Linked DNA regions of Mus musculus: region 1 is linked to region 2. Evidence: chromatin loops called from intact Hi-C (ENCODE). Cell type or tissue: heart. All regions are shown on one strand. Each heading gives the region's core, and the rest is flanking DNA. Links, peaks and the distances in the headings are about the cores only.

Region 1 (6,239 bases), core at 876-5,875, 49 kb after region 2:
AGTTTCGCTGCACATGTAGAAGTTTGTATGCCCAGGGAGGTACTGGATAGTGTGTCGAAATAAGGTACTTTTTGTCCTTAGCCATACATACTGCTGTCACCTTCTGAAATGCTAGTCTTTTGAAAGGCCCTTGCTGATATGAGGGTAGCATAAATGGAGAGTTATCCCCTGCATCCCTGTGACTGCCTCCCCTAACCCAGACCTTGCTCTGACCTCTATTTCCATTCCTTACACAGCGACTTTGGCTTCATCCTCTGGGCAGTTCGTTTCTTCCTACGCTTTAAAACTCAGTAGCAAGCTGACAGACAGTTGCTTCTGGGTAGAATTTAACAATCTGGTCTCATTTCCACCGAAGCCATGACTATTTGATCGTTCTTCTGCTGCTTGCTGAATGGCTCTTGTTTTCTCTCTGTCAGAGTTGCGAAAACATCCTCAGAATTGATTTGCTACAGTTAAAAAAAAAAAAAGGCAACTTGAGGAAAATATTAGCTACATAGTATCAACAGCGTGCAGCCATTGCTTATCACAAAGCTCTATTGCAGTTGGAGAAAGAGTGTTCAAGCCGAGGTGCTGAAGCCAAACACAACAAAGAAAACAATGCCCAGACCAAGACAAAGAAACTGGCCGGTCCTTCAGGGGCTGGAATCGAGAAATAGATTTTGTGTACTGAGGGCTTAATGTGATGGTTATGATAAACGGTAGCAAAGCACATTAAATATTAAGTGCTCTTTATATAAGGTAGCAAATCCTTTCTGCATTGTACTAACACTTATTTGTATCAGTGGGTGTGAGTGCCAGAGAAAGGGGATCGGGTCGGGGGAGGAAGAGAGAGAGGGATTGAGAGAGAGAGAGAGAGAGGAGAAAAGCTCAGGTTATTATCCCATTATTCCTTAGGTCCCAGGTCCCTTGTTTTCTTCTTGAGACAAGGGCTCCCACTGGTCCAGGACTGACCAAATGAGGCTGTCTGGCCAGTGAGCCCCGGGGATCTGCCTGTCTCTGCCTCCCCTGTGCTGCGTACAAGCATATGCCACTGTAGCAGACATTGTTACGTGGAGTCTAGGGATTGTACTCAGGTCCACCTGATTGCACAGCAACCACTTCGCCAATGGTGCCACCTCCCAGTCCCTGACTGTGTGATTTCTAGACATACACTATACGTTCAGTGTGACACCTAGTGCTCATTTTAAATGGCCACCCTCTCTAGAATCTTACATAGGAAGGATGACTGATTTCACAACTTAGAGGTATAAGATATGTATTTGTGTGTGTGTGTGTGTATTAAGATACATTACAGGGAGACACAGCAAAAGGGGATTATTCTAACTTAGTTTCCAGCAGGAGGAGAAAGGGCCAAATATAAGGGCCACTGTAGCATTGAACTTGAAAGGATTACATGCTGGGGTTTTTTTTTGTGGCCAGAGACTAAAGCTCATCTTCCTCCCTAAACTTGCAAACAATTGAGCTGAAAAAAAAATGGGGGGAGGGCAAGGAGGGACAGAGTATCACGTAGCCCAGGCTGGCCTCAAACTTACCATGGATGTAGCCAAGGATGACCTGGAACTTCTGATTTTCCCGCCTAGACCTCCCAATGCCGAGATTCCAGATGGACATCATTATGCCCAGTTTATGGTGAGCTGGTACTGAGCACAGGGCCTGGTGCATGCTAGGCAGGCATCCTGACAGCCAAACTACATCCTCAGCTCAGAAGATACCTACCACAGTGTGTCCAGATCCTGGGCGCGTGGGCTTGGTGAGCTGCCTGGAGAGAGGGTTTGGAACTATGGCCTTGTACTTTGGTGGCTTGCTCACCCTGTCTCCAGCACTCTTGGGTGCTCACAGGTGGCCTGTAGCCAGTTCCTCCCTCAGTGGCAGGGAGCCAAGCAGGGCAGGTGGCTGCTTCGGGGTTAATAGAACCAGAAAAGGACTAGGAGGCTGAGCTGAAGCTGACCTGACCGTTCCAGGTTCATTATCAGAAAGTATCCCTGCCTCTCCCTTGACAGGGAGTGTCTGGGGCAGAAGGTGGGATGGTTGGGGCTTTGGCGACCTCAAACCCACCCAGGGACTAACATCTCTGCAGGAACACAAAACATTTCAGCAAACAGCTACCACTGTGTGCTCATGGTTGCCAGCATACTCTCTTTCCGTGGAAGCAGGAGGCATGAACGCTCTCTTCTGTTGGCTCTTAGTACAGTCTCTAGAACTGCGGGGTCACTTTCTCACCAAGACAGTAAGAGCAGTCTTTCCCCCCCATCCTTAGTGCTAAGGTGTGTGTGTGTGCATGAGTGTGTACACTCATGCATTCACACATATGTACTCTTGCCCGTGGCGGTCAGAGAACAACCTTGAGTGCCCATTGAGCCTCATGGATTCTTCTGTCTCCACCTCCTCAGTGCTGGGATTACATGCATCACCATACTAAGATTTTTTTTTTAAATGTGCACTCTGTGGGATTGAACTTGGGCCCTCATGCCTGCATGACAAACATTTTACCCACTGATCTATATGCCCAGCTCCCAAGCAAATTTTAATATCTTAGGCTTTGTTCAGAAGGCCAGACCTGGCTCTGCATTTTATATCCATGGAACAATGGCAGCTAAACCAGAAGAGAGTGACCCACCCTGGGTCCCCCAGCCAGGAAAGAGTGGGGCTTCAAGCCTAGGTCTTCTGGATGCTTCCAAGTCTCTAGGCTACTCAGGCTGCTGTGGGCTAGGTTGGTCTCTGGTCACATGCAGTTGCATGTCAAACAGCCTGGCATCTTTAGTTTCTTTCACCACGGTCTCTGGCTGAGCTCTTGGCCCTTGTTCTTGTCATATAAACTACAAGCAGCAGAAGGGACTGTTAAGAGGTGGCCGGAATATCATCCCCGGTAGCTGACGTAACTTTGACAGAGACTTCTTGGGGCTGCAGTTTGTTTCCTTCGGTTCACAGAGCAGTGGAATAGGGTCTCTATCCATGAGAACTGCGGTGGGGTGACGACTAGGCCATAACGGTAGAAAGCAGAGCTGGGGTTTGAACCTGGGTCTTTGGACTCCAGGATGTGCTCATGGGCTTTGCTCTCTCTTCCCTACCTGAGCCCATCTTCAAGACCTGGGCCAGACAAACACATGTCCACTCAGAACAGGCTTCTCCCCTGTAGGTACCGGATCCTACTGGCCTCTCATTTTCCTGTACATATGTGTACATATCTGTACATATGTGTAGATTTATATGTGTTGGTGACACTGGGCATGCTCTATATTTCTAGGCTCCTAGAACTCCTGGGACAGAGCCTTGTTTGTCACGTCATCTTGAAATCCCCGGTGCTGGCTCCTTTTGGTGCTGAGACTACATGGGTGTATGAATGATGACTTGGCAAGGAGGTGGGAGCACGTGTGTGCACGTGTGTGCAGCTGTCTAGCCTTCCGTCTGTCTTTCCCCTTGACTATGTCTTGAGGCTATATGAAGATGCAGTTTGCTGGCAAACAGTGCCACCTAAGGTCAGGTACAGGGAGAGAGAGCCATGCTCTAGGTGTGAAGGATAGGAGGACATCACCAGGGGACACTGCTGGAGGTTGAAGATCAGGAGAGGGAGAAGCAAGGAGACAGGAAGATTTTTCTGGAAGGTTTTTCTTTCTTTTGTTCTGTTTTTTTGAGGAAGGGTCTCAGGCAGCCCAGGCTGGCTTTGAACTCCTGATCCTCTTGTTTCAGCCTCCTGGGATTAACAGATGTGAGCCACCAAGCCTGGTAAAAAGCTGAATATGAAGACTCATGTCCCATCCCAGGCAGGGCAACCAAGGGTAGACGATATAAGGCAAGGGACCGAGACGGAGTGTTGATGGGGATGCACCACAAGGGTGGGGAGGACAGGAAGTGGAAGGGTGGCTAACTCCAGGAACCAGGGTGCAGAGGGTATCTAGATCTGGGGAAGACCCAAGATGATGCCAGGAAGGGGTGGGACATGCAAAGGCCAGGCCTTGTTTGTGGCTGTTATCTTGCTTCTACAAGCAGGAAGCCCAGCCACGAGCCCCACCACATAAGACAAGGTCTGAGCTCAGCTACTCTTAGCTTGCTCTGCAAAGACAGGTGATTGTTTTACTGTGTGCCTGAAGCAGAAATCCCCACCAGCACAGACAATGACCCCTGACCATTCTGCCCCATATCCTTCCCATTAGTGGTATTTGTTGTCAGGAAACTGGGGTGGGTGGGTGGGTGGGTGGAGAGTCTGTTGTCTTCTTGTGCTGTTTCAGATACATGTACAAATATGGCTCTTTCTCTTTGGCTGAACTGAATATATTTGTGTGTGTGTGTATGTGTGTGTATATGTATGTATGTGTGGTGTGTGTATGTGTGTGTGCATGTGTATGTGTGATGTGTGTATGTATGTGTGATTTGTGTGTGCATGTGTGTGTGTGTGTGGGTGTATGTGTGCTGTGTGTGTGTATATGTGTGTGTATGTGTGTGTATGTGTGATATGTGATGTGTGTGTATGTGTGTGTGCATATGTATGTGTGATGTGTATGTGTGATGTGTGTATGTGTGATGTGTGTGTATATGTGTGTATATGTGTGTGTATGTGCATGTGTGTGTATGTGTATGTATGTGTGGTGTGTGTATGTGTGTGTGCATGTGTATGTGTGCTGTGTGTAAGTATGTGTGTATATGTGTGTGTATGTGTGTGTGTATGTGTGATATGTGATGTGTGTGTATGTGTGTGTGCATATGTATGTGTGTAGTGTATGTGTGATGTGTGTGTATATGTATGTGTGCATGTGTATGTGTGTGTATATGTGTATGTGTGATGTGTGTGTATATGTGTGTGTGTGCATGTGTATGTGTGTGTATATGTGTGTGTGTATGGGTGATGTGTGTGTATGTGTCTCGTTTGGCCCATGAACTCCAAGGACTTGTCTTTATCCCCCAGGGCCAGCCTTACAGCCACACCCAGCTTTTATGTAGGTGCTGGGCATCTAAGCTCTGCTCCTCATGCTTGCATAGCAAGCACATTACCCATTGAGCCATCTCCCTGGCCCTGGAATCTAAAACATTTCTGAGAACACGAAGGAAGGCCCGTTTGTGGGGCTAGCAATATATTCTGTCATATTCATGACACAAAGGCTATAGGATTGTCACTTAATCTGGGCATCCCAACCAGTTTCCTAAGCACTGCGTAGCACTCAGAGCAGACTCTTTTAGTCTCCTTCCCCATCCTACCCTGCCCCCCAGTTACAGAGCATTTACTCAAAGAATACCACTTTTTTTTTTTTTTATGCTGTAGTGATGTAATGGCTGAGGATGTGTTATGATTTGAATGGGAAGAGCCCTTCTCCACAGACTCATGTATTGAAGGCCTGGTTCCTAGCTGGTGGTATTCTTTTGGAAGGTTCTAGAAACTTTAGGAGGTAGGAACTAGCTAGAATGTTCCTGGAGTATACCCTTTGGAGTTATATCTTGCCTGGGCCTCTTGTTCATCTGTCTGTCCACCCATCCGTCCATCCGTCCGTCCATCCGTCCGTCCATCCGTCCGTCCATCCGTCCGTCTGTCCGTCCATCTGTCTGTCTGTCTGTGTCCCTTTCCCCTAAATCCTTCTCCTGGCTGAACTCTGCTCTGACACCCCATATCCATCACGAGGGAGTAAAACTTGCAACTGGGAGCCAAAATAAACTATTCTTCCCTAGGGTGTTTATGTGAGGTGTTGTACAGCTGCACCTATCCAGTGTGGTGTGTGCGACATGGTGTAGAGGTGGTGGGGAGATGGCTCATTCGAGAAGTGCTTGCTGGGTAAGCAGGTGGACCGGAGTGTGGATCCCCAGTGTTCACATAGAATCTGAACACAGAATAAGTAGCTGTAACCACAGAGCCGGAGGGGCAGAGGCAGACTGATGCGTGGGGCTCACTGGCTGCCGGTCTAGCTGAATTGGTGAGCTTTCGGGAGAGATTGTTGAGTGGTTAAGAGTACTGGCTTCTTTTAAAGAGGATCTGGGTTGGGTTCCTGGCATGCACATGGTCACTCCCAACTTCCTGAACTCCAGTTTCAGGGCATCCTCTTCTGGCCTTCACGGGCACTGCATGCATGTGGTACACAGGCATACAGGTAAAATAAAAGTAAGTTTAAAAAGTAAAGTGGAGGGCTAGAGAGATGGACTGAGAGGGTAAAGGTTTTTGCTCCCAGTTCTGACAACCTGAATTTTATCTCTGGGACTCACAGGGGGAGAGTTGACATGCACAAGTTGTTCTTAGGTTTGACATGTATGCTGAGACA
Region 2 (6,239 bases), core at 621-5,620:
GGAAAATAATTTTATGGCTTGGGGGGAGGGGAGGTCACCACAACACAAGGAACTGTATTAAAGGGTTGAAGCATTTGGAAGGTTGAGGACTGATGCTCTACAGCAAAGAGAAGGGGTTGACTCTCTTCTCTGTGACTTCCTTGCTCTCCCCACTCCCTTGTGTTTAGTGACTTTGAGCCTTTTTTGCATTAATTTTCTTCATTTATTTATTTTGTCATTTATTTCATAAGGCAGCCTGGGAGTGTCACAGCGCAGCTGTGGAGATCAAAGGACAGCTACGTTGAGGTCAGTTCTCTCCTTCCACCATGTGGGTTTCCTGGAACACAGCACAAGTTGGCAGGTTCGGTGGCAAGTGCCTTTACCCTCTGAGCCATCTCACATGAGTGGATGGAAAGATGGGTGCCCCATAATCAAGGCTGGAAACCTTCTCTAAGGGCTTCTCTAGGGCTTCTGTCCCATCTCTAAGGGAAGAGGAGGATGCTGCAGTGAAGTCCAGGTGCACATGCACACACATGCACACGCACACACAGACACACACAGACACACACAGATACACACACACACCAAACAAAACCAACCAACCAACCACACACACACACACACACACACACACCAAACAAAACCAACCAACCAACAAACTAACACAAACCCCAAATCACATGTGATAGCTCACAACTATAATTCCAACAGTCAGGAGGCAGAGGCAGGAGGATCTCTCTCTGTGAGTTTGAGGCCAGCCTGGGCTACACAGTGAGTTTCAGGTTGGCCAGTGCTACATAGTGAGATCTCATCTCAAACAAACAAGAATACAATCCCACAAAGATAATATATGTTGAAGTTCCTTAAAAAAATACCAAAGTGTCATATAGTCATTATTTCTTTTTTTTAAGATTTATTTATTATTATATCTAAGTACATTGTAGTTGTCTTCAGATGCATCAGAAGAGGGCGTCAAATCTCATTATGAATGGTTGTGAGCCACCATGTGGTTGCTGGGATTTGAACTCAGGACCTTAGGAAGAACAGTCGGTGCTTTTAACCATTGAGCCATCTCTCCAGCCCTAGTCATTATTTCTGAGAAGAGGCCCGTGTTTCATGTGTTTGATGTCATCATGATCTCTTTCATGAGTGATTTAGTGGTGGCACATGCCTTTAGCCTCAGCACCAGGGAGGCAGATCTCTGTGAGTTTGAGGCCAGCCTGGTCTACATATTGAGCTGCAAGGAGACCCTTAAGGAGACCCTGTGTCTGAAGGGATACATACCTGTTGGATGGTGATTGGTGACAAGAACAAAGCCAGTGGCCACTGTGCTGGGACAGCTGTAAGGTGGCTCTCAGCATGAGGTTGGTAAAGTGCTGACCTAGTGCAGGACATCTGCGGGGGTGGGATGAGGTGGGGGGACACAATGTAAAAGGGAACAGTGGCAAAACCTGTAAACTGAGCCCCGGGGAGTTAGAGGCAGGAGGATCAGAAGGTTGGTCCCTGCTAGAAGATTGAGGTAGCCTGGGCTACATAAAACCAAGTCTTTTTGTTTGTTTGTTTGTTTGCTTGCTTGTTTATTTATTTATTTATCCTTCAAAACAGAATTTCTCTGTGTGGCTCTGGCTGTCTTGGAAGTCCTTCTGTAGACCAGGTTGGCCTCAAACTCAAGAGATTCACCTGCCTCTGCCTCTTGAGTGCTAGGATTAAAGGCACCCAGAAGAAACCAAGTCTCTCTCTCTCTCTCTCTCTCTCTCTCTCTCTCTCTCTCTCTCTCTCTCTCTCTTTCTTTGGACAGGGTTTCTCTGTGTGGCTTTGGCTGCCCTGGAATTCTCCTTGTAGACCAGGCTGGCCTCAAATTCACAGAGATCTGCCTACCTGGGCCTCCTAAGTGCTGGGATTACCAGCCTGAAATCAAATCAAATCATCAAATCTTAAATCTCTCTCTCTCTCTCTCTCTCTCTCTCTCTCTCTCTCTCTCTCTCTCTCTCTGTCAGAATGGAGAGGTGGTTTAGCAGTTGAGAGCACATATTGCGCCTACAGAGACTGGAGTTCAGCTCCCAGCAACCCACATAGCCACAACAGCCTGTGACTCCAGCTTCAGAGAATCCTATGAGCTCTAGCCTCCCTGATCCCCTGTATTCACAGAAATGGATTCACATAAACACACACATATACACATAATTTAAAAATAATATTAAAAAAATTTTTTTGGACACAGATCTCACTGTATAGCCCTAGCTGGCCTTGAACTAATTCAGAGATGTAATTTTGTCATTCTGCCTTCCTAGTTATGGGATTAAAGGTATGGACCGTTAAGCGGAAAAATACATTTTTTTTTCCCCAGAAAAAAAAGCAACGAGTTTTAAAGAACACAGTCTTCCAATTTAAAAGCCAAGATTTCAGTTCTCTAGTGCCCAGTTACTCTTTGAAACAAACTTTTGAGCCTGGCACTGTTTTGCAGAGATGGAAACTGAGGCTGCGGCATTTAAGATAGGAAACAATGTACTACTAAATTCAGCTCTGTCAACCCCGAGTGGGTGAAGATAATCAATGCATGCATGGTATCTGTATGCAGTAGGCGCCCCATAAACTCTGATATTCTTGGGAAATTTCTGTTCTCTTGGCTAAGCGATCGCGGCCAGGCAGGTGGTACTGGGGCTGCCTCAGTTTCCCCCTGGTCGGGCAAGGCATGACTCTTTTAGGATGCTCTGGCGGGTCGGGACCCGCCTTGAGACAGGGCGGCGCGTTAAGGGGGGCGGCCCCGAGGAGTCACGTGGCGCGGCCGCCTCCAAAGCAGAAGTAAGGAGCGCCGCTGAGCAAGACCTGCGCTGCCGGACTGCCCGGGCCCCAGGCGGCTGCTGCACGAGGGACCCCCGAGTCCCCCCAACCCGTGGCTGGCAGGCCCAGGGATTGTGCGGGTGGCTGCGCTCCGGGGGTACCGCCAGGTGAGTAGCCAGGATGGATGGAGCTCCCCGGGGACTTGCGCGTGTGCGGGGACCCTAGAGCTGGCACCGCGTTGGGTGGGGACTGCGCCGGAGCCCAAGAGGGCGCGGGCAGGGCTGGGGTGCGCGATCCGGGCAGGTGGCCGGGTGTGCCCTGGGGAACCCTTGCTTAGGGACAGCCGGGCCCGGCCCAGCCGCCGGCCACTTCCTCTCCTGGGGCTGGCGCCACCTCTCCAGGGTGAGCAGTGGCCAACTAGGGTTTGAATGAGAGACGCGGCTCCGGGTGCTGGGGTGGCCGAAGCGTCTACCTCGCCACCGAGAGTCCTACGCGGGAGCCGCGTCCCTGCTTGCGGGGACTTGATTTTGAACAGTACTTCCCAGTAGTACACAGGTGGCTCCGGGGTGGGGCGGAGCAGCTCTTTCTCCACACGCGATTCTGGGACCCGCCCCTCCCGCAATTCAGTTCAGTTTGGGGATCTCAAAGAGGTCATTTGCCTCGCGGGGAGCCAGAATTCGAAGGGAAGGTGGGTTGTATCCGGACCTAGGAGGTTGATACCTGGAAAGTCAGGAGCAGGCCCTGTCCGTACCCTGATCTCGAACTGTTGAGAGAGAGGCTGGCAGGGCGAGGGGCCGACACGCCCTGGAAACAGGTGGCTTTCTCTCTGAGACCTAAATTTGAATTTCAGTTCCATTTATGTGACACAGCACACAGAGAGGAGCCCCCCCACCCCCACCCCCCGAGTCCAGGTTTCTCTCTTGGGTCCCGTACTAGACCAGAGCCTGTTTTCCGGGGCATCAAAGAGACTCCCTGCAGTTCCTGACCCTGGTGGCAAAGGCCCTTCCTGGTGGGCACAGGTCATGGCCCCTGCTCTTTGCTTCTGCGGGACACTTACAGGATGTTGGGGTCGGGACTAGCCCTAGGCTGTTACCCATTTTGCACGGTTGTGGGCAGCAGTGTAGCAGTCCCAGGGGATTTTGGCTGTGGATTTTTATTGATGCTTAAAATTACTCGGTGCTTGGCCTCCCAGGCAAGGCGGCGTGTGTGGGGTACTCTGAAGGAGCCCCAGCGGGGACCCTTTTGCACCTCCTGGGCGAAGTTGGTGGGAAGTTACTGGTGGGAAAACTTCTGCAAATAATTAATTTCGAAAATAGGCAACCCTCTCCCTGCCCTGTCTCCGCAAAAGGGCTTTTCTGTTTCAACTAACAGAGTGGACCCATTCATATGTCTTGTCCCATCCTCTCTCATTGGCCCCCTCTAGATTTACAAGCAATGCTTTCGAGATATATATATATATATATATCACTAATAACATTTATATTATAACTCATTAATTTGTAAGTTTCTTTTTTTTTAAATCAAAATAGCTCACAAATCTCCCAAGATCAAAATTGGCGTGTGATAATTTATAAATCCACTCTTTTCCGTAGCTTCTGTACATTTTAAATTTTTTAAAATTATTTTTGAGACAATCTCATTATATAGTTCAGGTTAGCCTTGAACTTCTGATCTTCCTGTGTCCACCTCCCAAGTGCTGGGATGATCAGTGTGTGCCAATACTCTTGGCCTGTAGGGGATGCCCTCCCCCCACCCCTCCCCACCCCACCCCCCACCCCCCACCCCCCAACCCCCCTTCCCCCCGTACCCCCCCCCCGTATCCCCCACCGCCCACTTCCCAGAGATGAGGAGCCCAAGTGTTTCTGGTTTTATGGTCCTGTAAGGATCTTTCCGGATGTCTCATTTTGCACAAGAGTGCTTGCTGGATCAACTTTATACTTTAGAGGTGCTTACCAGTGCCCTTAAAAAAAAAAAAAAGTCAACCCTGTTTTCACTTCCACGTGTACAGGTGGACATTGTTGGTTCTTGGATTGGACCTTCCCATGCTTTTAGGATGACCGTCAAATGAACCCCGATATCCCTGGTGCAGTGGGAAGGGCAGGCAATATTCAAGGGTTCAGCTGGTCCAAAGTCTAGTAGAATTCTTCCTTGGGTTTTTGGCTGAAATCCAGCACTGACCCACATGTGCAGAGACTGTTCAAGAGATGGATAGTCCCTGTTTCCTGTTTTGGGGTTCTTGTGTGTGAGAAGTTGGTTTCAAAGTGTGAAGGACATAGAAACGTGAAAAAAAAAAAAAAAAAGAAAAGAAAGAAAAGAGGTTTCTTCCCAGCACCACCAGCCATGTTTGTACTGACTATGTGAGTTGATCAGGTTACCCATAGTAGGGGTGGAGGGAAGGGGAGTCCAGGCTAATTCATTCATTTTGGAAAGAACAAAACAGAAGCAAAGAGGGAGTTATCTTGATGGCTAGGGCCCTGCTCTGGGAATACAGTCAGCTGGAGGAGACCTTCTTGCCTTGGGCGTTGGAGCTTGGAATACTCTGCCTGAACTGGCCACTGCCTGGTGCCCTGTCCAGAATCTGTTTCCAGTGTGGTGTTGCTTCAGGGCTTGGGATCTTGCTGGGGGAAACCTTTCCTGGGCATCTAACAGTGAGAAACAGTGGGGATGCCAGGATGGAGCATTCTGTATAGTGCAGAACTGTGCAACGGGGACCTGGATCTTCCACTTTGTAAGCTGGGTGACCTTGGACAAGCCAGTCCCCCTACCCACTCTTCAAAGAGTCGGCCAGTTTTGTTGGCATATGGCCAAGTACTGCCAGCATTCTGAATTCACAAAAAGCAAGCCCTGAAAGGATCAGAATCATATGACTGTCTGTCTGTCTGTCTGTCTGTCTGTGTGACCTTGGTCATATAATTTCCTCCTCTCTGGATGGATTTTGATTTTTAAAGCTGTCAGCTTTTCTCCCTCTTCCCCCGGTGCTAGGAATTGAACTCAGGACTTGGCTCTTGTTGGGCAGATGCTCTACCCCTGAGCTGTATTCCCAGGCATGGCATGTATTGGTCTATAAGGTACCTGAGGGTAAACCGGTGTCATGTCTAGAGAGTTTTATAATAACAGCTACTTTCCAGGGGGCCTTTGCTTCTGTCCCGTCCCCCCCCAACGATGAACTAGCCTGGAAACTCCCCTCTCTCATCTCCAGTGGCTAGCCTGCTTAACTGATAGTGTCAATATAAATAGCGCGTTTGGCATGGGTAGCTCCCAAGTGGACAGGAGAGCTAAGAGTGTATATATATCTTGTGAGGTCACATCCTGGCTTGTGTTGAAGCCTGTTCCCCAGGCTAGATGACTGTTCCTCTACCAGCTTTTCACTCTGTAGCGCAGGCTGGCCTTGGATTCTTAGCAACCCTCCTGCCTCAGCCTCCCCAAGTGCTAGGATTATAGCTGGGTGCCCTGTTGTGTGTTTTTATCTCATTTTCACA

The links. A loop is a pair of places that touch in the nucleus more often than their neighbours do. Peaks named below come from ENCODE experiments on the same cell type or tissue, not always from the same donor. Only the 100,000 strongest peaks of a DNase experiment are listed, where the experiment ranks them.
Region 1: a loop joins it to region 2, with 2.4 times the contacts of the local background. A loop is called at or near these places in 8 of 42 quality-filtered maps.

The regions. Positions count from the first base shown.
Region 1 is chr8:117,544,721-117,550,959 of GRCm38, forward strand. The region is part of intron 2 of Plcg2 (phospholipase C, gamma 2); the gene reads left to right. Among named protein-coding and RNA genes, the nearest start is that of Plcg2, 50 kb to the left of the region's middle. In heart, for the core only: a CTCF peak has its summit at 3,486; a DNase peak (open chromatin) is centred at 3,901; H3K27ac peaks cover 437 bases.
Region 2 is chr8:117,495,503-117,501,741 of GRCm38, forward strand. Plcg2 (phospholipase C, gamma 2) reads left to right here and starts at 2,773. Exons shown (of 33, transcript NM_172285.2): 1 at 2,773-2,927. In heart, for the core only: no CTCF peak of the experiment used is centred there; DNase peaks (open chromatin) are centred at 2,929 and 3,089; H3K4me3 peaks cover 1,668 bases; H3K27ac peaks cover 818 bases; H3K27me3 peaks cover 2,193 bases.